Linked DNA regions of Homo sapiens: region 2 is linked to region 1. The links are chromatin loops, found by intact Hi-C in ENCODE. Cell type or tissue: PC-3. All regions are shown on one strand. Links, peaks and the distances in the headings refer to the core of each region. The heading gives the core; the rest is flanking DNA.

What was found. A loop is a pair of places that touch in the nucleus more often than their neighbours do. Peaks named below come from ENCODE experiments on the same cell type or tissue, not always from the same donor. Only the 100,000 strongest peaks of a DNase experiment are listed, where the experiment ranks them.
Region 2: a loop joins it to region 1, with 2.3 times the contacts of the local background. A loop is called at or near these places in 1 of 110 quality-filtered maps.

The regions. Positions count from the first base shown.
Region 1 is chr11:77,407,759-77,418,850 of GRCh38, reverse strand. All of the region lies in intron 1 of PAK1 (p21 (RAC1) activated kinase 1), which reads left to right. Among named protein-coding and RNA genes, the nearest start is that of PAK1, 61 kb to the left of the region's middle. RefSeq lists an enhancer at 7,213-7,332. In PC-3, for the core only: a CTCF peak has its summit at 4,812; no DNase peak of the experiment used is centred there; H3K4me3 peaks cover 342 bases.
Region 2 is chr11:77,510,187-77,521,278 of GRCh38, reverse strand. It overlaps a transcript of PAK1 not described here. Among named protein-coding and RNA genes, the nearest start is that of PAK1, 42 kb to the right of the region's middle. In PC-3, for the core only: no CTCF peak of the experiment used is centred there; DNase peaks (open chromatin) are centred at 3,948 and 5,638; H3K27ac peaks cover 661 bases.

The sequences.
Region 1 (11,092 bases), core at 2,698-6,697:
ACTTCCCCTATTAGTGGTGATTTCCTGGAGACGTAGGCCATTTCTAGGTCATCTTTAATCCTCAAAACCTGGAACAGGCAAGAGCACATGACAGATGTTTGAAAAATGTTTAAAGAGATGGCATACTTATTAGCTTTGTAGGTGACAAAAACTGAAAGAGAAAACTAATATTTAGATGAGTAAGCTTGGAATGATGGGCTGAAGCCAACAAGATGAAATTTAAGAGGAAGACAATGAAGTTCTGCATTTTAAGTCTCAAAAGAAATGGCAACATATGGGCAGACTGGAGGAGACTTAGCATGATGCTATTCTTATGAAAATGGTGGTTTTGGCTGCTGAAGCTCAATGTCAGCCAAAGGCATTGCAGTGGATAAAAATCTAATGTAACTTCAGACTGAATTATTGGAAGTATTAAGTACAGTTAAAGGAGGTGATAGTTCCACTATGTTTTGCAAGGGACAGACTGCACTTAGAGTATCATGTTTCCCTCAGGGTACCAGGCAGTAAGAGGATCATTGCAAACAGGACTCTATTTAGTGGAGGGTACGCTAGATCATCATTACTGAAAGTGTAGTCTGAACTGTTCCCAGCCCACAATGAGATAAGCATAGAAATTGAAAGTACTTAGAAATCTTTATAGCAATTTGTCAGAGTAATTTTGTGTCTAATGAATCTAATAAAAAGGAAGATGAACTTTATCTTGTATGTCTTTGTTTCTTTCTATTTTTTTGCTTGATACTTTTTTATTTTAATAGATTTTATTTTTTAGAGCAGTTTTAGGTTTATAGAAGAATTGTGTAGAAAATGCAGAATCCGGCTGGGCGCAGTGGCTCACGCCTGTAATCCCAGCACTTTGGGAGGCCGAGGCAGGTAGATCCCCTGAGGTCAGGAGTTCAAGACCAGCCTGGCCAACATGGTGAAACCCCATCTCTACTAAAAATACAAAAAATTAGCCAGGTGTGGTGGCGTGCACCTGTAATCCCAGCTACTCGGGAGGCTGAGGCACGAGGATTGCTTGAACCGGGGAGGTGGAGGTTGCAGTGAGCCAGGATCACACCATTGCACTCCAGCCTGGGCAACAGGAGTGAAACTCTGTCTCAAAAAAAAAAAAAGAAAAGAAAAAAGAAAACGCAGAATCCCTCTCTCCCCATTTCCTCTATTATCACCATCTCATTAATGTACAATTGATGAATCAATATTGATACATTATTATTGACTAAAGTACATAGTTTACATTAGGGTTTACTGTTTGGGTTGTATAGTTCTGTAGGTTTTGACAAATGCATAGTATGTGTATCCACGATTATAGTATCATACAGTATAGTTTTACACCCTAAAAATGCCCCGTGCTTCACCTATTCATTCCTTAACCACTAACCCCAACCTTTCAAATACCTGGCCGCCACTTATCTTTTTACTATTTCTATAGTTTAGCCTTTTTCCAAATATCATGTAGTTGGAATCAGCCTTTTCAGACTGGCTTCTTTTACTTAGAAATCTACATTTCAGGTTCTTCCATGTCTTTTTGTGGGTTGATAGTTCATTTCTTTTTTTACTGAATAATACTATATTGTATGACATACCACAGTTTATTCATTCAGTCTTGAAGGATATCTCAGTCGCTTCCAGTTTTTAGCAATTCTGAATAAAACTGCAATAAACATTCATGAGCAGGTTTTTGTGTGAACATAGTTTTCAACTCATTTGAGTAAATACCTAGGAATACTATAATCACATAATGATGATTCAGTCAGTGATGAGCCACATATATGATATAGCCATCATCACATATTAATGCAACACATTACTCATGTTTGTGGAGATGCTGGTGTAAACAAACCTGCTGTGCTGCCAGTCATATAAAAGTATAGAACACATATGTACTTTTTTTTTTTTTTGAGACAGAGTCTTGCTCTCTTGCCCAGGCTGGAGTGCAGTGGCACAATCTCTGCTCACTGCAAGCTCCGCCTCCTGGTTTCACACCATTCTCCTGCCTCAGCCTCCAGAATAGCTGGGACTATAGGCGCCCGCCACCACGCCCTGCTAATTTTTTGTATTTTTAGTAGAGACGGGGTTTCACTGTGTTAGCCAGGATGGTCTTGATCTCCTGACTTCGTGATCCGCCCACCTTGGCCTCCCAAAGTGCTGGGATTACAGGCGTCAGCCACAGCACCTGGCCAATTATATGTGTTATATAATGCTTGATAATGATGATAAATGACTCTGTTACTGGTTTATATATTTATTATTCTTTTTGTTGTTATTTTAGAGTGTACTCCTACTTATAAAAAAAAGTTAACTGTAAAACAGCCTCAGGCAGGTCCTTTTGGAGGTCTTCCAGAAGAAGTCATTGTTATTATAAGAGATGTCAGCTCCATGCATGTTATTGCCCCTAAAGACCTTCCAGTGGGACAAGATGTAGAGGTGAAAGACACTAATATTGACAGTGGGACAAGATGTAGAGGTGGAAGACACTAATGTTGACAGTCCTGACCTTGTGTAGGCCTAGACTAAAGTGTGTGTTTATGTGTTAGTTTTTAACAAAAAGATTAAAAGGTAAAAAAATAAGAATAGGCAGGCGTGGTGGCTCACACCTGTAATGCTAGCACTTTGGGAGGCTGAGACAAGTGAATAGCTTGAGCTTAGGAGCTGGAGACCAGCCTGGACAACATGGTGAAACTCCGTCTCTACTGAAAATACGAAAATTAGCTGGGCATGGTGGCACACGCCTGTAATTCCAGCTACTCGGGAGGCTGAGGCACAAGAATTGCTTGAACCCAGAAAGTGGAGGTTGCAGTGAGCTGAGATCATGCCACTGCACTCCTGCCTGGGTGACGGAGTGAGACTCTGTCTCTAATAATAATAATAATAATACAAAGAATACAAAAAAGCATATAGAATAAAGCTATAAAGAAAATATTGTATAGCTGTACAATGTGCTTGTGTCTTAAGCCAAGTGTTAATGCAATAGAGTCAAAATGTTTTTAAAAAATTAAAAAGTTTATAAAGTAAAAACTTACAGGAAGTTAAGGTTAATTTATTGTTGAAGAAAAAAAAATTTAAGTTTAGTGCAGCGTAAACATACACTGTTTATAAAGTCTACAGTAGTGTACAATACTATCCTAGGCCTTTCCATTCACTTACCTCTCACTCACTGACTCACCCAGAGAAACTTCCAGTCCTGCAAGTTCCATTCATGGTAAATGCCCTTTACATATGTACTGTTTTTTTTTTAATCTTTTATGGCGTATTTTTACTGTACTTTTTCTATGTTTATATATGTTTAGATACACAAATACTATTGTGTTACAGTTGCCTAGTATTCAGTACAGTAACATGCTATACAAGTTTGTAGTCTTGAAGCAGTAGGCTATACCATATAGGCTAGGTGTGTAGTAGACTGTACCATCTAGGTTTGTATGTGTACACTCTGTGATGTTCGCATAACAATGAAATCACCTAATGACACTTTTCTCAGAATGTATGCCTGTCATTAAGTGACACATAACTGTATTTAGCTTTGTAAGAAATTCCTAAACTGTCTTCCAAAGTGGTTGTATCATTTTGCATTCTCACCAGCAATGAACGAGAGAGTTCCCGTTGCTGCATATCCCTGTCACCATTTGGTGTTGTCAGTGTTTTGGATTTTAGTTATTCTAATAGATGTGTAGTGATATCTCATTGTTTTAATTTGCAGTTCTCTAATGATAAAAGATGCTGAGCATCTTTTCATATGCTTATTTGTCATGCATATATCTTCCTTGGTGAAGTGTCTGTTCAGATCTTTTGCACAGTTGTTTTTTTTAAATTGGGTCACTTCTTACTGAGTTTTAAGAGTTCTATGTATATTTTGATACAAGCCTTTTATTAGATGTGTTTTCTCCCAGTCTGTGGTTTGTTTCTTTGTTCTCTTAACACTGTATTTTGCAGAAATTTTAAATTTTAATCCAGTCTAACATGTCAGTTTTTTCTTTCATGGATCTTGCTTTTGGGGCTGTATCTAAAAAGTCATTGCCAAACCCAAGGTCATCTAGATTTTCCCCTACATTATATTTTAGACATTTTATAGTTTTGCATTTTGCAAATGCAATGGTTTGTGATCCATTTTGAGTTAATTTTTGTGAAAAGCATAAAGCCTGTGTCTAGGTTGATTTTTTTGGATGTGGATGTCCAGTTCTAGCACAATTTATTGAAAAGACTGTCCTTTCTTCATTGAATTTCCTTTTCTCTTTTACAGTCAGTTAACCACATTTGTGTGGGTCTATTTTGGGCTATTTACTTCAATTCCACTGATCTATTTATGTTTTCATTAATATCACATTGTCATTATCACTGTAGCTTTATAGCAAGTCAGTCTTCCAATAGATATCAATATAGTTGTATCTATAAAAATATATTGCCTAGGCCACATGCCAGACCAACCAAGTCAGAATCTCTGCTGGGACTCTAGTATATTTACACATATTTAAAGCTTTCCAAGTTATTCTGGTGGACAGGGAGAATTAAAAGCCACCATACTAAACCATAAAATCATCACCTCCTTGAAGATGTGGTTCTGTTCACTGATGTGTCTATCCCCAGTGACTTGCATAAGATGCTTAAATAGTTGTTGAATGAACAAACGACTAAAAGAACTGGGAGTATTTATCTTGGAGAAGAGAAAAAGTGGAGGGGCATAATAAATTAGCCTACATACATACATAGTTGCAAGCCTTTAATGTGACTTGCCCTGGAGGACGTTGCTCCTGGAGCAGAATTAGAAATTTACAGAGAGCCACCTGGCTGAATGTGAGGAAACACTGCCTCATAGTGCTGGTGGAAAGTGAGCTCCTCATTCCTGCATGTATTTCAGAAAAGCCTGGAAGACCATCTATAAGAGGATGCTGCATGGGGTGGGAAGTCGAGTAAGATAAGTTGCTATGATTATTGCTTATTAGTTTGAAAAGCTGTGTCTAAGGCAGAGGACTGCTTCTGGCTCTCATTCACCCTGTGTAAATTGGGATGAAGGACATGGTGTGGGGTTAAAAAAAAGTCTTAAAATGACTTTGAAGCTGAATCCTCAGACTACAGCAATTCTCCGGGTGTCTATTATTGACCAATTCTTTCTTTCTTTCTTTTCTTCCTTCCTTCCTTCCTTTTCTTTCCTTTTTTTCCTTTTTCTTTTTTTGAGATGGAGTTTCGCTCTTGTTGCCCAGGCTGGAGTCCAGTGGTGCGATCTCAGCTCACTGCAACTTCCGCCTCCTGGGTTCAAGGGATTCTCCTGCCTCAGCCTCCCGAGTAGCTGGGATTACAGGTGCCTGCCACCATCCAGCTAATTTTTTGTGTTTTTAGTAGAGACGGGGTTTCACCATGTTGGCCAGGCTGGCCTTGAACTCCTGAGCATTTACCAGATGTGTGGTCTTGGAGAAGTCACTGACTTCTTTCACCATCGTATTCTGTTTTCCACCAAGTTCTGCTGCTGCTTCTTCCAAGCTGTGTCTTTAGAAAATAGGCTTGCTTCTTTTTACATTATCTTACAATATGTTAGTCTAAATCATTACTATTTTCTGTTGCCTGAACCTCTGAGAGAAGTTATTAACTTATTTCCACTCCTACCCCCTTTCTCCACTGAACAGCCAGTGATCTTTTAAAAAATGTAAGTTAGAGTTTGTCATTCTGCTTTCAAACCTTTCAAAGCCTTCCCACTGCTAAAACTTGGAACAAAAGCCTAACTCCTAATTATGACCCGAAAGAGACACCGCATAATCTGACTTCTGTCATGTCTCTTAAGAGCAGGGTTTGGGAGGGGGAAGAGTGAGGTAATACTACCTCCTAGGGAGCATTTGCAAATGTGTGAAGGTGTGTTTTATTGTTTCAGTAATTGGGAGGCACTACTAGAGGCACTACTAGTCTGGGCCGTGTTGGTAAATGTTCTATAATGTGTTGTTCAGCTCAGGTTCCATCACAATGCCTGATGCACAATAGTTGGTTAAAAAATACTTATTGTATGAGCCCTGGACATTTTCCCTGGACCTCCGTTTTGACGTATGTGAATTGGTATAGTGCCTACTTCATAAGGTTGTTTTGAGAGAGACATAACATTTATAAAGTACCTAGTACATAATAGTTCTTAATAAATGGTAGCAGTGGCTAGGTGTGGTGGCTCATGCCTGTAATCCACAGTTTGGGAGGCCAAGGGAAGAGGATTGCTTGAGAACAGGATTTGAGACCAGCCTGGGCAACATGGCAGACCCCATCTGTACAAAAAATATAAAAATAACTGGGTGTGGTGGCAGGTACCTGTAGTCCCAGCTACTTGGGAGGCTGAGGTGGGAGGATTACTTGAGCCCAGGAAGGTCAAGGCTGCAGTGAGTCAAGATCCAACCACTGCACTCCAGCCTGGGCACACAGCAAGACTCTTGTCTCAAAATAATAATAATAATAATGTAGCAGCTGCTGAGCTTTGTTTGCTTAGAGGCAGCTATAGGGGCCCACCTAGCATTCTTCCTGGAGCATTAGAATTAGAACCTGGCACGTTTGGGGAGGGGGGAGGTGTATCTCTTTCTCTGAGGCCTAATCTGAATCGTAGGTCTGACCTGAGGAATCTTAGAAGGGACTCCTCTATACTCATCTGTAGAAACTAAGGCACAGAGGAGCTCTGGTTGTCTTTCTTGACTCTGGAGCTCACACAGGACTCTGACAAGCCCTGGAAAACCTGGCCCTGGAGAGAAATTACCTCCTGCTGGAGACTGGGTGGGGAGAATAGCTGAGAGGGTGGGAAGATAGCTGTCTCCCCGCCCTCAGCTCTGCTTTGCAGAAAAGGAGAAGCGCGCGGCTTCCTCCCGCCTCCTTCCCTCCTTTCTTCCCCCGCCCCTTCTGTTTCGCCAACCCCGACGCGGCGCCTTCGCTGCCGCCCTGCGAGAGCGCGAGCGTGCTGCACCTCGGGAGCTGGCGGCTGAGCTGCCAGGAGCCCAGCCCAGCTGAATCGAGCGGAGCCGGTGGAGCAGGGGCCTTGTGGGTACCCGGTTGGGCAGGGAGAGGTGCGGCTCTGCGACGGAAACAATCGCCAGAGATGCCGGGGCTAGCCTTCCCCACCAGGTAATGCCGGCCCTGCCTGGGGCTCCCCTAGCTGGGCCGGGTTCTGGGGGATCTCCGCCGGCTTTCGGAGAGTGGTGACACGGGGTCCAGTAGATTTTGAGGGGTGTCTTACTTTCCTCTTACCTTAAGGGACCCTAAATGAGAGAAAGGGCTGAGGGTGGAACCTTTAGATGAGCCCACCCAGGGCTAGGCCTGCACTGGAATCAGAGCTCTGCCCAGGGAAGGGTGTGAAGGGGAAGCTGCGCCTTTGGGGAACCGCTCAGCCTCAGAAGCTCTGCTCCTTTGCAAGCGCCCTTCTGCTTGGTGGCCAACGTGGTGCTTTCCTCTGCCTTGGCTTAGTCGCTGGCCTGCTGGGACTGTGGGGGCTTTTCTGTGTTAAGAGGTTGAGTGAACTGGGAGGGAGGAGACCTGGGGGGACTGGTCCTATTCAGACATCCTCTGTGGCTTGAGTTGCCATATCTGTGCAGTGAAGGACTTGACATTGTTTGTTACTCTGGCTTTTCCAGACTGTCAAACCATCTTTTGGAGAGGTGAGCTGGTTTAAAGTGCTAAAATGGGCTGCAGAGATGTCCCCCTCAACACTGTAGAAGAGAGGAGAACTTGGGAAGTAGACCTTGGTATCCTGTCTTCCAGCCAGCCTTTTGAATGGCATCTTGGTGGTTCTTCAGGGACAAAGCAGAGACTGAGAATGCTGATGCTTATTTTAGTGTGATGCGTAGGTGTGTTAGGTGTAGGGAGGTAGGGTTGGGAAGTAGAAGGTCAAGGTATGTTAATGATTCTAAACTGGCCAGTTTTTCTGTCCTTAGGTATAAAGTTGCGTTAAACTAGACTCTCTTCTCTGGAGCCCCTTCCTTATTCTGCTAAGTTAATGACAGACCTGGCTGTGGTAATATCTTAATCACTATAATTCTTTCCTTCTTTATTACCTGGCACCAAGAAGCTCATGTCAGGCCCGATAATAACCTACTTTGATTATTTTGGACCTCTTTCCTCCCCCTAGTTTTTTCATGACTCTACGTCTTCCTCTCCTCACTTTTCTTTCTATTTCCTCCTCCTGATCATTTTTCCTGCCCCCTGCCTACCTTTTCTCCCGCCGTCCCCTTCACCCTTCCTCCTCCCCTCATGCTTCCCCTTTTGTATTTCTCCCCCTGTGTAGCCAGTCTTTCCTTCCCTCTCTTGGATCCTCCCCCTCTTGATTAGGCTTTCTTCTCTTTTCTAAAATTTTTGGTTAAGCTTTCTTATTATTAGTAGGTTACTGGTTTGTAGAGACCTTTTCCTGTGTTTATGAGGTCCAAACATTGTTTTCTACCTAACTCACTTGCATCTAGCTTTTACCTCCAAATTCTATCTTCCCCAGGACCATTCTCTCTCTTTACTGCCTCTGTGCCTTGCCTTGGGCCTGCCAACAAGCACTCCCTCTTCCTGCATTTGTTTCCCATCTTTGCTGGTGGTGGTGGGGCAGCAAGCAGGTAGGCAGTAGGGAATAAGCAAGATGGGAAGTGGGGGGCCTGAGTGGGAGGAGAGCAAGAATGTCAAGTAGTGCTGGGCAGAGGCTCAAGTTCCCTTTAGTGAGATGAGTGACTGGGAGGACCAGAAACTCTGGCAGCTGTGAGATAGTGCTGATCTGGAGGAAAGGAGGTAGCCCAGGAAAGAAGAGGGAGGATAGCAGGGATGGGTTGGAGGGACAGGAGGAGGAGGAGGCCTGGAGGAGAAGACAGTGCTCTTTTGAAGAAGAGGGTGGCCTGGACAAGATAGTGGTTATTTGTGTGTAGAAAGAGAAAGATTATAGTCTGGGAAAGGGGACTATATAGGTTAATTATCTTCCCCTTTGATGACTGGCTTTTTGAACTGATTTCTACTCAGCAAATTTTTTTTTAGTTAAAAATTTTGAAAGAATTTACCATGTTTATCATGTTTAAGTGTACAGTTCAGTTTCAGTAAGTACATTTATATCTTTTTTTCCCCCTTCATCCTCCTCACTCCCTTTCCTGGCCTTTGGTAACCACCAGTCTACTCTGTATCATCATGAGATCTACTTTTTTTACCTCCTACATATGAGTGAGAACATGTGATATTTGTCTTCCTGTACCTGGCTTTTTTTTTACCTGAAAAAATGGTATCCAGTGTCATCCATGTTGCTGCAAATGACAGGATTTTATTCTTTTTTATGGCTGAATAATATTCCGTTGTGTGTATATATACATATATACACAAATATATATTGTGTATATACACATTTTCATTTTGGCTATTATGAATAGTGCTACAGGATTCATGGGAGTGTGATATCTTTCATATATTGATTTGCTTTCTTTTAGATATATACTCAGTAATGGAATTGCTGAATCATGATAGTTCTATGTTTAGTTTCTGAGGAACCTCCATGCTATTCTCCATAGTGGCTCTACTAATTTACATTTTCACCAACAGCATATGAGGGTTCCTCTTTCTCCCCATCCTTGCCAGCATCTGTTATTGCCTGTCTTTTTCTTTTTCTTTTCTTGAGACAGGGTCTTGCTCTGTTGCCCAGGCTGGAGTGCAATGGTACGATCATGGCCTACTGCAGCTTCAACCTCCTAGGCTCAAGCAGTCTCCTACCTCAACCTCTGAAGTAGTTGGGACTGCAGGCACATGTCAGCATGCCTGGCTAATAAAAAAAAAATTTTTTTTTTTTAGAAGTGTGGTCTCCTTATGTTGCCCAGAGTGGTTGTGAACTCCTGGGCTCAAGTGATCTGCCTGCCTTGCCCTCCCAAAGTGTTGGGATTACAGGCATGAGCCATCGTGCCCAGCCTTTGCCTGTCTTTTTGATACAAGCCATTTTAACTGGAGTGAGATGATATCACATTATGGTTTTGATTTGTATTTCTCTGATGTTAGTGATGTTGAGCATTTTTTTCATGTACCTGTTGGTTATTTGTATCTCTTGTTACGAAAAATGTCCGTTCAGATCTTTGCCAGTTTTTAAATTGGATTACTTGTTTTTTTTGCTATTAAGTTGTTTGAGCGCCTTATATATTCTCGTTATTAATCCTTTGTCAGATGGATAGCTTACAAATATTTTCTCCCATTTTGTGGGTTGTCTCCACTTCGTTAATCAACGGAATTTTTGTGAGCACTGTCCTTAAAGTGGGGGAGTTAGAGGGAAAGCAGAGATGAGAACGACAAGATTACTGTTTTATTGGCACTCACTGTCAGAATGTGGAGTGTGTGTGTGTGTGTGTGTGTGTGTGTGTGTGTGTGTATTTCTCCATAGTGGCTCTACTAATTTACATTTTTGTCAACAACATGAGGGTTCCTCTTTCTCCCCATCCTTGCCAGCATCTATTATTGCCTGTCTTTTTCTTTTTCTTTTCTTGAGACAGGATCTTGCTGTTTTGCTCAGGCTAGAGTGCAATGGTACGTACGATCGTGTGTATGTGTGTGTATGTATATATGTGTGTGTGTATATATGTATGTACAATATTCACAGAGCTTTGAATATTGCATCCATCCATTATCAAATATTTCTGAACCATCTACTCTATGCTAATTATGGTACTAGGTTGGTGGCGATACAAAAATTGAAACTGGCCTCAGTTGTTGCTCTCAAATGCAGATCAAGGAATGTGGACGCTCATGTGGTAAGTATTGTAGAAGGAAGCACAAGGGGCTGTGATAATGCAGAAGAGGGCACTTTTGATTTAGCAAGACAGTGGCAGAGCTAGGACCTAAACTTAAGTCTTCTCTGAAGGTGATATCTATTCTCTTATACCCTGTTATCTCCTGAGTTTGTGTATACATACAGTGTACAAAGAGTTTTCCTATATCCTCTTTTCTGCCTACTTTTGGGGCTAGACTCTAGGTACTGCTGACATGAAAAAAAGAACAATCCCATGTGGCAGGTCACTGTGCCATAGCCAAACAAACACTCATTACCTTGGAAGGGAAACAGACTTCGTCCCTGTTAACTTCTGGCTCGAGGCCACTTGGGTGACTATATGCTGAGCTCCCTCTCTGAGTCATTTGATCTCTTCCT
Region 2 (11,092 bases), core at 3,540-7,539, 100 kb before region 1:
GGATTACAGGTGTGAGCCACTGCACCCGGCCTCACATTTTTGACCCAAACTCAATTCCAAGCTTTGGGTCAAAGCCCTAGGAAAGAAAACTGGATCTGAGGGATCCAGAGGCAGACAATAACAGAAATTAAAAGGCACAGCACAAGTGAGCATGACTACTTCCTGCCAATTAAGCCAAGCTTCCCATAAAGGTCCCATAAAGGTCATGCTAGTATCCATGGCATAAATGAGGTCTAGGGAATTCAAAGGCTACTGACAGCAGGGAAGATAGGGCATATATGGATAAAAGTGGATACTCCCACTCCCTTGGCCTTCCTGTTAACATGGGTGAAAGCCACTTCAACACCCATGGGTGGCACCCTGTCACAGTTGCCAGGACTCGGGTATATAAGGATGGAAGAGAGAAAGAGCGACACCTCACTTTCTCTCCCTTACATACCCCGCGTATTTGCTAGGAAGAGAAAGAAACCAGGGATGCCTGGTGCCCTCTTTCTAGATGAGTAGCCATTCATCTTTCTGTACCCCTTTCAAATGTATCCTGAAGCCCTGGGACTTCTTCGAAAAACTGCCTTCTTTTTCCTTTTTCCTCCTCTGTCCTCTCTTCACTTACAGGTAATTGTGTCTCCATAGTACGGGACACTCCTCTCGGATGCATCCTCCAAACTGCATTCCCAAACCTTAAACTGGTTGGCTTAGGATTGGGCTTGGGGTAGGGAACCCAGAAGCCTGACATGCTGGCAAGAGGGTAAAAGTTTGTTTTACCAGTCAGGCTTTTGGTCTCCCTTTCCCTGTGCAAACAGGTAAAAGGCCTCAGGATTTTTGAGCTTTCCTTACCCCCACCTTGTTTCGTTTTGATACGTGTTTTCTAATAACCCGGTTTGTCTCTTCTCCCCTTCAGGCCATCACACTCTAAATGGTCATGCAACTGGAGCCTTGGATGATGGCCCTTTTTGCCAGGGACCTTTAGATAGGCCTCTGAGGGAGATCTGAGAGAGTGCCCCGTCACAGGAAGCAGTTAAGAGTGGTCTTCATCCTTATCCTTATCCTTGTCCTTATCCTTATTCTAATGCAGTAAGATGGACTTCTTTAGAGGGGGGAATGAGACAGCCAAATGCATAGGCAGATAAAAAGGGGTTCCTGGAGAACCTCTGACCAGCCCCACAAGTCTTTATATCAGATGCTTTTGTTCAGATGAGGGAACCTGCGCAGGGCTTTGCCTGACCATGCCCACATGTGCACTGGGGGAATGGGGTGGAGCCACGGGCGGAGGGGGGGGCCACAGGCCAGGGGAGGAGCCTGGCTTCCAATTCCTGTGTGGTGGCCTGGGATTCAGTCCCTGAGGTGAGAGGCCTGTTAGCAGGACTCCATCTTGCTTTGTTGAGTCTTTTTTCTTTTTCTCCCTTTTTGCCCAATGAAATCCTGCTCTATTTACCCTTCAGTGTGTCCATGTGTCTAAATTTTCCTGGCTTGTGTCTAGAACCTGGTATTAGCTGAACTAAGGAGCAAAATTCTGCAACAGTATTATCCTGCCTTCCCAATGCAATCTACATTTCCAGGTGACCAACTAGACCTAACTGATAAGGAAAAGTTCTTTACAGACGAATCCCAGCTAAAAAATGTGGTAGGAATGATAGAATTAGGAAAAAAAAACCAGCATTTTGCAAAGATCAATAAGGGATGAAAGAATTAGATTAAAAGCTTCTGGAGAACTTTACAATAGAGAGATCCGGCTGACACCCCTGGAACCACTGATCAGTGTTAACTACACTCAGAGTGGGACAGCCAGACAGTATGTACCTCTTGAGATGCCCCCTTTATGGGGAGAAAAAAGAAAAGGAACCCAAATCTAATAAGGCCTTTGGGACTAATTTTCTAGTTTACATGAAATACAGGGGATACAGACTCAAGTTTAAGTGACACTACTTATAAATAAATGGATAAATCCAGAATGTGGGATATTTTATAGAACTATTGAACTAGTTTAATCAACAAATCAATAGCATGAAAAAAAGGGTGGGGTAGAGCTGGGAGATACTGTTGTAGATTTTAAGACTCAAAAGACATAACCTTCAAATGCAATGTAACGACCTTGTTCAGATTCTGATTCTAATGAACTAACCATAAAAAATACATGTATTTAAACATCAGGAAAGTATAAAAATTATCTAAGAATTCGATGATACCAAAGAGGTGTTACTTTTGTTAGGTGTGTTGGTAGCAGTGTGGTTATGTAGAAAATATTTGTGTATGCAGTATCAAGGGAGAGATAACATGAGGTCTGAGACTTGCTTTGAAATACTCAAATAGAAAAAGGAGAGGGATACATGAAGCAAATATGGCACAATTCTAATAATTGTTGAATCTAAGTGATGGGCATTTAAACAATACGATTCTAATTTTGTTTATTTTAAACTGTTTGTATTAAAAAAGTTAGTGTGGAGACAGGCAAAATAGAATCTTCTGGATGACAATTCAGCCTGGTCCATGTATATCAATGGAACAAAATAAATGGGAAAAGTTACTGCAAATCAGACTAACTTGCTCATCTTTAGCTGTCAGCTGCCACGATGCCACAAAAGCACATCTGGTGTCAGTGATGACACTTCAGATGATGAGATCCAGGGTGGAAGGAAGGGCTGCTGGTGGGTGTAATGATTTTCTCTCTCACACATCTCATTTTTGTTAACACCTGAGGTGGCACCTCAGCAAATCCAAGCAGAGTGCCGAGTGGTTTGCAATCTTCTTTTGCATAAAAAACATACTAATTACACTCTCTTTGCTGATTCACTGGGGAATAATTTTTAGCCCTGTAAGTAGATACAACTTTTGTTTTTAAGATGAAGAATTACAAAAACCAGAGATGGCAAACACAGCCAACTGTGTGACCACTCTCCTCTCTAGAACCTGGGGCAAGTAGACTTCGTTAATTGATCACAGCTTTCTTTCCCATTAGATTTGACTTCTCACCATGCTTCTCCAGGTGACCCCATATTCATAATATCTATTTGTCCTTCCTTCATAAAAAGTATTCAAATTAATTTATAGATTAAATAACTTGCTAAGCCATTTTTTTCATTTCACAGCAGAACAAACAAGAAGAAAAATACCTTGAATACCAAGGAATTTAGACTAGATTGAATTTAAGAATAACTTTATGTGGAGATTATTGAAATCTGGAATAATTACTTAGAAAGATTAAGGTGTTTTTCTTAAAAGCCCTGTTAAAAGTGGGCAGAGTTTTATTGTCTGGAATAATCTAGAGAGGCCACACAGCAGGAGGTGAGTGGCAGGCGAGCGAAGCTTCATCTGTATTTATAGCCCCTCCCCATTGCTCTCATTACTGCCTGAACTCTGCCTCCTCTCAGATGGCATTAGGTTCTTTTAGGAGCGTGAACCCTATTGTGAAGTGGGCAAGGAAGGGATCTAGGTTGTGTGCTCCTTATGAGAATCTGATGCCTGATGATCTGTCACTGTCTCTCATCACCCTCAGATAGGACTGTCTAGTTGCAAGAAAACAAGCTCAGGGCTCCCACTGATTATGCATTATGGTGAGTTGTATAATTATTTCATTACATATTACAATGTAATAATAATAGAAATAAAGCACACAATAAATATAATGCACTTGTACATTATATTTCAGGTTTCATCCTGAAACCATCCCTCCCCACATACACACACTGGTCTGTGGAAACATCGTCTTCCATGAAACCGGTCCCTGGTGCCAAAAAGGTTGGGGACTGCTGACCTAGGACCAATGGGCTTGACAACCATTCTTTGGCATATGTCAAGCCATCTGGCATTTTTGCCTGCTCAGCATCCCTTTCCCTTCATCCCTATAATAGAATGTTATTTCCTTTGGGGAAATCTGTGTGTTTGCATAGGGCTGCCCCTTCCTTTTTACACAGTGGGGCAGACCTAGCTAATCAGATTACATCATTTCTTTGACCACAGAAGTTAATAGTAGGATGGGTGCATGACTCAAACTGGGCACATTAAAATTCTCTCCTGGCCAGATATTTTGGAAGAGTCTCTTTTTCCACTGAGTGCTAAAGTGGCTGGCTCTGAGGCTTGGGTTGCTGGTGGCTATAATGCCCTATGTGTGGAGAGAGCCAACAAAACAGAAATGCTAGAGACAATTCCTTAAATTATTTGAGCCCTGGGTTCTAATTATGCCTGAAGGAAGATTCATCCCTGGGTTATTTAAATATGAGCAGCAATAAATTGCCTTATTTTTTCTTTAGTTAGTTTATTTATTTTTATTTTATTTTTTGAGACAGGGTCTCACTCTGTCACCAACTCTAGACTGCGGTGACATGATCATGACTCACTGCAGCCTTGAACTCCTGAGCTCCAGCAATCCTCCCGTCTCAGCCTCCCAATTAACTGGGACTACAGGAATGTGCTACCGCATCCAGCTTTTTTTTTTTTTTTTTTTTTGAGAGATGGGGTCTCACTATGTTGCCCAGGCTGGTCTTGAATTCCTGAGCTCAGCTGATCCCCTCACCTCAGCCTCTCAAGGGCTAAGGTTACAGGCATGAACCACCATGCCTAGACTTTGTAGTTAGTTTAAATTGGTTAGTTTAAATTAGGGAAAGTCTTGACTAGCATGGCATGTGAGATGCTTCATTTATTCAATTAACATTTATTAATCTGCTCTAGTCACTTGACCACCCTGGAGATACAGAAACAAAAGAGTCCTTATCTCACAGTTCACAGTTAAAGAGACAGTTATAATACAGTAATTATATAATACCTGACACATTACTGCTTAATATGTTCTAAGTACTATTCTAAACATTTTACATATACTAACTTATTTAACTCTGATAACAACCCTTTGAGATAGGTTGTGTTACTTTTTCTATTTTAGAGAAGGAAAATGAAGCACAGAGAGCTTTAAAAAGTTGTCCAAGTTTACTCAGTTCAGAAGTAGAAGATCTGGAATTCAAACCCAGGTAGCCTGGCTTTTAGTCACGACATTGTATAGCTTCATTACACCTAAGGTTCAATGCTGGAGTTATACTGAAAAATAATCAATAATAATGGCTACCATACATTGAATGCACACTGTGTGTCCAGTCCTAAACTAGGTGAATTTCTGCCTTAACACATTAAGTCTTTTCAAGAATTTAATGCAGCAAAGATTATTCTTTGTGTAGTTGAGGAAACTGAGGCTTAGAGAGGTTAAGTGACTTGACCAAATTGCACAGCTAAAAACAAATGGCACAGACTGAATTTGGATCCAGTCATGTCTGCCTCTAAAGCCCTTCTTCTTTCCATCATATTACCTTGGAGGGCCTTACATTCCAACTTTTCCACTAGACGTGCAGCATTTCTAGGATGCTTATGATTGGCTGCCAGCAACCGAGAAATGAAGTCAACTTGGAGAATTTTCTAACATCAGAAAGTATGGCATATTTTGCTTGCAGCAGTGCTCTTGGAATTGGTGTATACCTTGCAACCTGATACTCCTGAACATATATTTGCTGTAGTTGAGGAGAGAGTAAGACACTTGTTGTAAACATCCCCTTTGGGAGTAAAAAAAGGATGTTATTTATTTATTTTTATGGCAGTCATTCAAATGTTGAAGGAGGAGACACTACTTTTGTGCTGCTTCCTGCCTTCAGGCCAGACCTGCAAATAAGGCCTTTGGATAAGGAATGAGTCAGGTATCCTGGGGACAAAGTGCACATTTCATAAGAAATCCGAGAATGAGAAGGTAGTATTTCGGTGGGAAGGTTTTCTATGATCCATAGAAGGCATTGTTGTCTAATAAAACCATCCCGTAACACAGGAGAAGCTGGTAATGTTCCTCCATGTAACCAAATCATGCACGGGGTTTACTGATGCTCCACATTCCTTCAGGGAAAACATATCAGCTAAGATACACCTGTATGCTTCCTCATCCAAACATTTATTAAGTGCTTACAAATCTCTTTATCTAGATTAACTCATTAAAGCCACATAACACCGCCATGACACAAATGAGAAAAATGAGGCATAAAGGACTTGACTCAGCAGCAATTGAATTATCTGCTTACCAGGAGTCAGTGACGTTTGCTAACCAGTTTTTGCCAGGCACACATGGTGTAATTAAATTAAATGTACAATGGAAACCTATGAAATATGAGTGTAAAAAGAAGTTGAGCTATTATTCCTATGAAAGCTAAGTTGGATGTTTTGGAAAGACTTTTCTCTAAAAAAATTATTGCTATTCAATTAGGTAATGTCATGCTCTTTTCCTCCTCTTTGCCTGTTGCTGCTAATTAGAAGGACTTTTCTCATATTTTCCTCCTTCAAATGTATCCTCCAGGATCCAGCTCAACTATGATCTTTTTTGAGAAACCTCGGATGGTCTGAGTTCTACCAGTTCTGCTACTCATTAGTGGTGAGTTGCTTAATGTCTCTGAGCCTTAGAGTCTGCACCTGTGCAGGATTGTTATGAGGATTGAGATGATGCTTATTAAGTTATCTGGTCCACAGCAGGTACTCGATAAATGGCCCTAATTTTGATGTGCTGATCTCATGTTAGGAGCTATGGAAACTGATGAACGAGACAGTCCCTGCCCAGGAAGCCTCAGACTAACACATCACTGCCTGCTTTTGGCTCCACTTGTCCCTTAGTGAGCTGAAGCAGATTTTCATAAATGTAGATGGAAACTTTTCTAGATGTTTTTAGACACCAACACCATTATGTCATCCAGGTTTTCAGTTAACATTTGATTTATTAACTAATCCTGAAGAGCGCCAGCACAGGTGACTGTCTTTATTTATTTATTTTGAGATGGAGTTTTGCTCTGTCGCCCAGGCTGGTGTGCGGTGGTGTGATCTCAGTTCACTGCAGCCTCTGCCTCCCAGGTTCAAGTGATTCTCCTGCCTCAGCCTCCCAAGTAGCTGGGATTACAGGTGTCCGCCACTACACCCGACTAATTTTTTGTATTTTCAGTAGAGATGAGGTTTCACCATGTTGGCCAGGCTGGTCTTGAACTCCTGACCTCAAGTGATCCACCCGCCTCAGCCTCCCAAAGTGTTAGGATTACAGGCGTTAGCCACCGTGCCCGACTGTGACTGTCTTATACTTAGTCACAAAATGATTTGTCCTGAAGCTTAAAGGGGCCATAGGAATAACTTCAAAAGGAATAGGTTCCCATTCATGGAAGCCACATGGAGCAGGCTCTGGAATCTCTCCAAATTATGGGTTCAAATCATGGCTCTACCATTCACTGGCTGTTTGACCTTGGGAAAGTTATATAATGACTCTTATCATTCCTTATCAGTAAAATGAGGATAATAATTCTCATTTCATATAAATGGAATAAGGAGCAAATGAGATGAAGTGACAGGTGTCCAGCACAGTACTTGGCACATAATAAATACCTAATAAATGTGTTAGTCTCCTAATAGGGGACTATAAGTAGGTGGGAATATAGAGAGGACATTCTTAACCGTGAGCTAAGGAATAGCAGGCAGGCCTTCCTTCAATACTTCCTTTCCACCATCATCACAAAGACTCTGATCTGGGTAGCCTATTGCTTTGTCCGTGCACACAGTCTCTTCTCGGTCTTTCAGTAGAAATGCTTTTTTTTTTTTTTTTTTTTTTTTTTTGAGACAGAGTCTCACTTTGTTGCCCAGGCTGGAGTGCAGTGGCCCGATGTTGGCTCACTGCAACTTCCACCTCCCGGGCTCAAGTGATTCTCCCACCTCAGACTCCCTAGAAGCTGGGACTACAGGGATGTGCCACCATGCCAGGCTAATTTTTTGTATTTTTAGCAGAGACGGGATTTTGCCATGTTGGCCAGGCTTGTCTCGAACTACTGGCCTCAAGTTGATCCGCCTGCCTCAGCCTCTTAAACTGCTGGGATTACAGGCATGAGCCACCATGCCTGGCCAGAAAGACTATTAATCAAATTCATATTCCATTATTTACTTGCAGGATTATCTTGAGAGAGGTAATATCAACTAAGATATACCTGTATACTTCCTCATCCAAACATTTATTAAGTGCTTACAAATCTCTTTATCTAGATTAACTCATTAAAGACCCATAACACTGCCATGATACAAATGAGAAAAATGAGGCATAAAGGATTTGACTCAGCAGCAACTGAATTATCTGCTTACCTGGAGTCAATGACGTCAAAGAGTCAAAGAGCCTCTGGAAATCTCATTTTCTTTTCTTTTTCTCTGAGACAGGGTCTCAGTCCATCGCCCAGGCTGGAGTGCAGTGGCGCCATCATAGCTCACTGTATGACTTCCTGGGCTCAAGCCATCCTCCCACCTCAGCTTCCCAAGTAGCGGGGACTACAGGTGTGTGCCACCACGTCCAGCTAATTATTGTATTTTCTGTAGAGACAGGGTTTCGCCATGTTGCCCAGGCCAGTCTCGAACTCCTGGGCTCAAGCGATCTACCTGCCTCAGCCTCCCAAAGTGCTGAGATTACAGGTGTGAGCCACCACGCCTGGCCTGGGAACCTTATTTTCTTTATAATATGCAGATACAAGTGAATACACCTTGGAAGGATGATGAAAGGAATAAAAATAGTGAAAAGCATCTAAGCCACTGCTGACACATAATAGGTACTCATAGGTATTCAATGCATTGTAGCTAGTAATAGCATAGTAGGAAACCTCGTCTATGAACTAGAAGTTGGTCAATTAATTGAAAAAGTTGATTATAGGAGGGAATCTTCCTTAAAAAAGGATACAATCATTCTTCCCTTCACCATGCTCTACTGGTACCACTGAGAGCATCAAACCTGTACCATTACAATCCCCAATACTAGCTCCCATCCCCACTCCTGGCCTGTACCAGTAGACATGAGTCACCTACAAAGATTAGAAATACTGCTCCAAACACAAAGTTTGGTCTGCAAATTTGCAGGTTTTCCTGCTCACAGAGACCACACAAATGACCACATACTGGGGTAGAAGGAGAAGAGGGTGGGGGTGGCACTCACCATGGACCACAGAAGAGGAAGATGGGGAGAAATCTGAAATAGGGGGAGGGGAGGGAAAACTGGAGGCAGGAGGAACCACAAAGGGGGAACTGCTTCGGTGACCAGCTGTCCTTCATGTTGCTGTCTGGAGTGGACTATCAACTGCCTGCAAAATTCGGTTGCCCATGAGCAACCAATTTGAAATGAGCTCTTCTACCCTGGAGGCAGTGGCCTGCTTTCCTTCCCCACTGGACCCTTCCCATGTTAGCAGTATCGACTCTTGTAAGCCCCAGAACATAAAGTGAGGGGACCTGGCCTCCTCAAGGGGTTAAGGTGCCCTGAAGGGAAATCCTTATCCCCCTACCAAAGTGAGACTGGACATAATTAGCTTGACCTTGCCTTTGTGTTGGGATGGTGTGGAACGCCCCCCAACCCCTTCCTTGTTATGCATATTGCAAGCTGCAAACACTAAGGATTTGGGGCAATGTGTTTTTAAGTCAAACTGGAGACTACCCCCACTCTGAGCTGGGACATAGAGTCAATGCAAAACCCACTTGTCAAAAACAATGTTCATATTTTAATCAAATGCACACTTCTGATTTAGTTGCTCATGCAGCTTATAATTAGACCTTGTTTTAGGGGACAAAAATTTAAAGCAGCTGTGTTTCAGTGCTATTCAGATCTGTGACTGACCCAGTTTTTAAAAGTTAAAAAATGTGGCATTGCTACTTGTCACGTCTTGGCACCTGGCTTACACTCTGGTAAGATGAGTGTTGGGAAGTATTTTCTGAGCTGTGAGCATGGAAGAGGAAGGGCCTTGGAGCTGAGGGCATTGTATATATAGCCTGCAGGCAAAACTCCGGAGACATAGATAGCTATCTCTGAGATTTAGTGCTGAAAGGAATAAAAATAATAAAAAGCATCTAAGCCAGTGCTGACACTGAAAAGAAGATGGCAGGACAGACTCCTAGACTCACCTTAACAAGACTCCAGACTCACCATAACAAATGATAGATCTTAGAGACAAATCATTGTGGAGGTGTGTATGCTGGTGTTCTCGATGTTTTTGCCACCACCATCCTGATGGCAGAAGTGAGCTATAAAGCTGAAGCCTTAATAATAAATCCTGCCCCCCTTCCCTGTGTGCAGAGCTGTCAGGTTCCTTCCTCAACCCTTGCAAGAAAGAAGATGGTTTATTCTAAAGAAACTGAGTGAATTAGGACTAGACTGTATTTCAGGATTGCCAAATACTGTATAATGGTTGGTTCCCTGTCTGCTCGTTATGAAAAAAAGCTTTCAGTAACACAACTCCCACCTACCTTCCCACACAGAAGTCATAGTCAGCTCTTCTTTGCCCACCTTCTCAAACATGTGCAAGCAAAAACATTTCAGTAAAACAAAAAGGATAAGTTAAACTAACAGAAAGAAACAATGCTGGAGGAAGGGGAGATCACTCAGAGGAATAAGCCAAATAAATAAAATAAACAAATTTAAAAGAATCACCCTCCTTAGTATTCTCATAAAGATGATGCATCCACAAAATAAGAACAGGTTGCTATGAAAAGGGAAGACCTCACAGTGCAAGATAGAGGCTTTCCCAAAGTTGATAACAATCCTAACAGTTTAGAGAACATTACGAATAATATCATATGTGAAGCACAAAGAAACTTCCAAATTATCAATTGCAAAGAACAAACTTTGGTCAACCGTAGAGACAAAACTGAATATCTTTCCATTTGTTGAACTGAAAATGATATTACAAAATCATTGTCCTAAGAAGAGCCTATCAAAGAGTAAACAGCTGGCCAGGTGCGGTGTACACACCTGTACACACCTGTAATCTCAGCACTTTGGGAGACTGAGGTGGGGGAATCATGAGATCAAGAGATTGAGACCATCCTGGACAACATGGTGAAACCCCGTCTCTACTAAAAGTACAACAATTAGCTGGGCATGATTGCACATGCATTATATTGAGAGTGTGTTGCAAGTTGTTTAAATAGCACCCTTTCACAGGCAGTCACACGTATCACCACAGAAGTATGACCATGAAAACAAAATTTAGAGAGGTAATATTTACATTGGCTTTAGCAATGGGGGTATGGCTAAGTCATAAGTGAATCACAAAGTACACGTCTTAATATCCAGTTATTA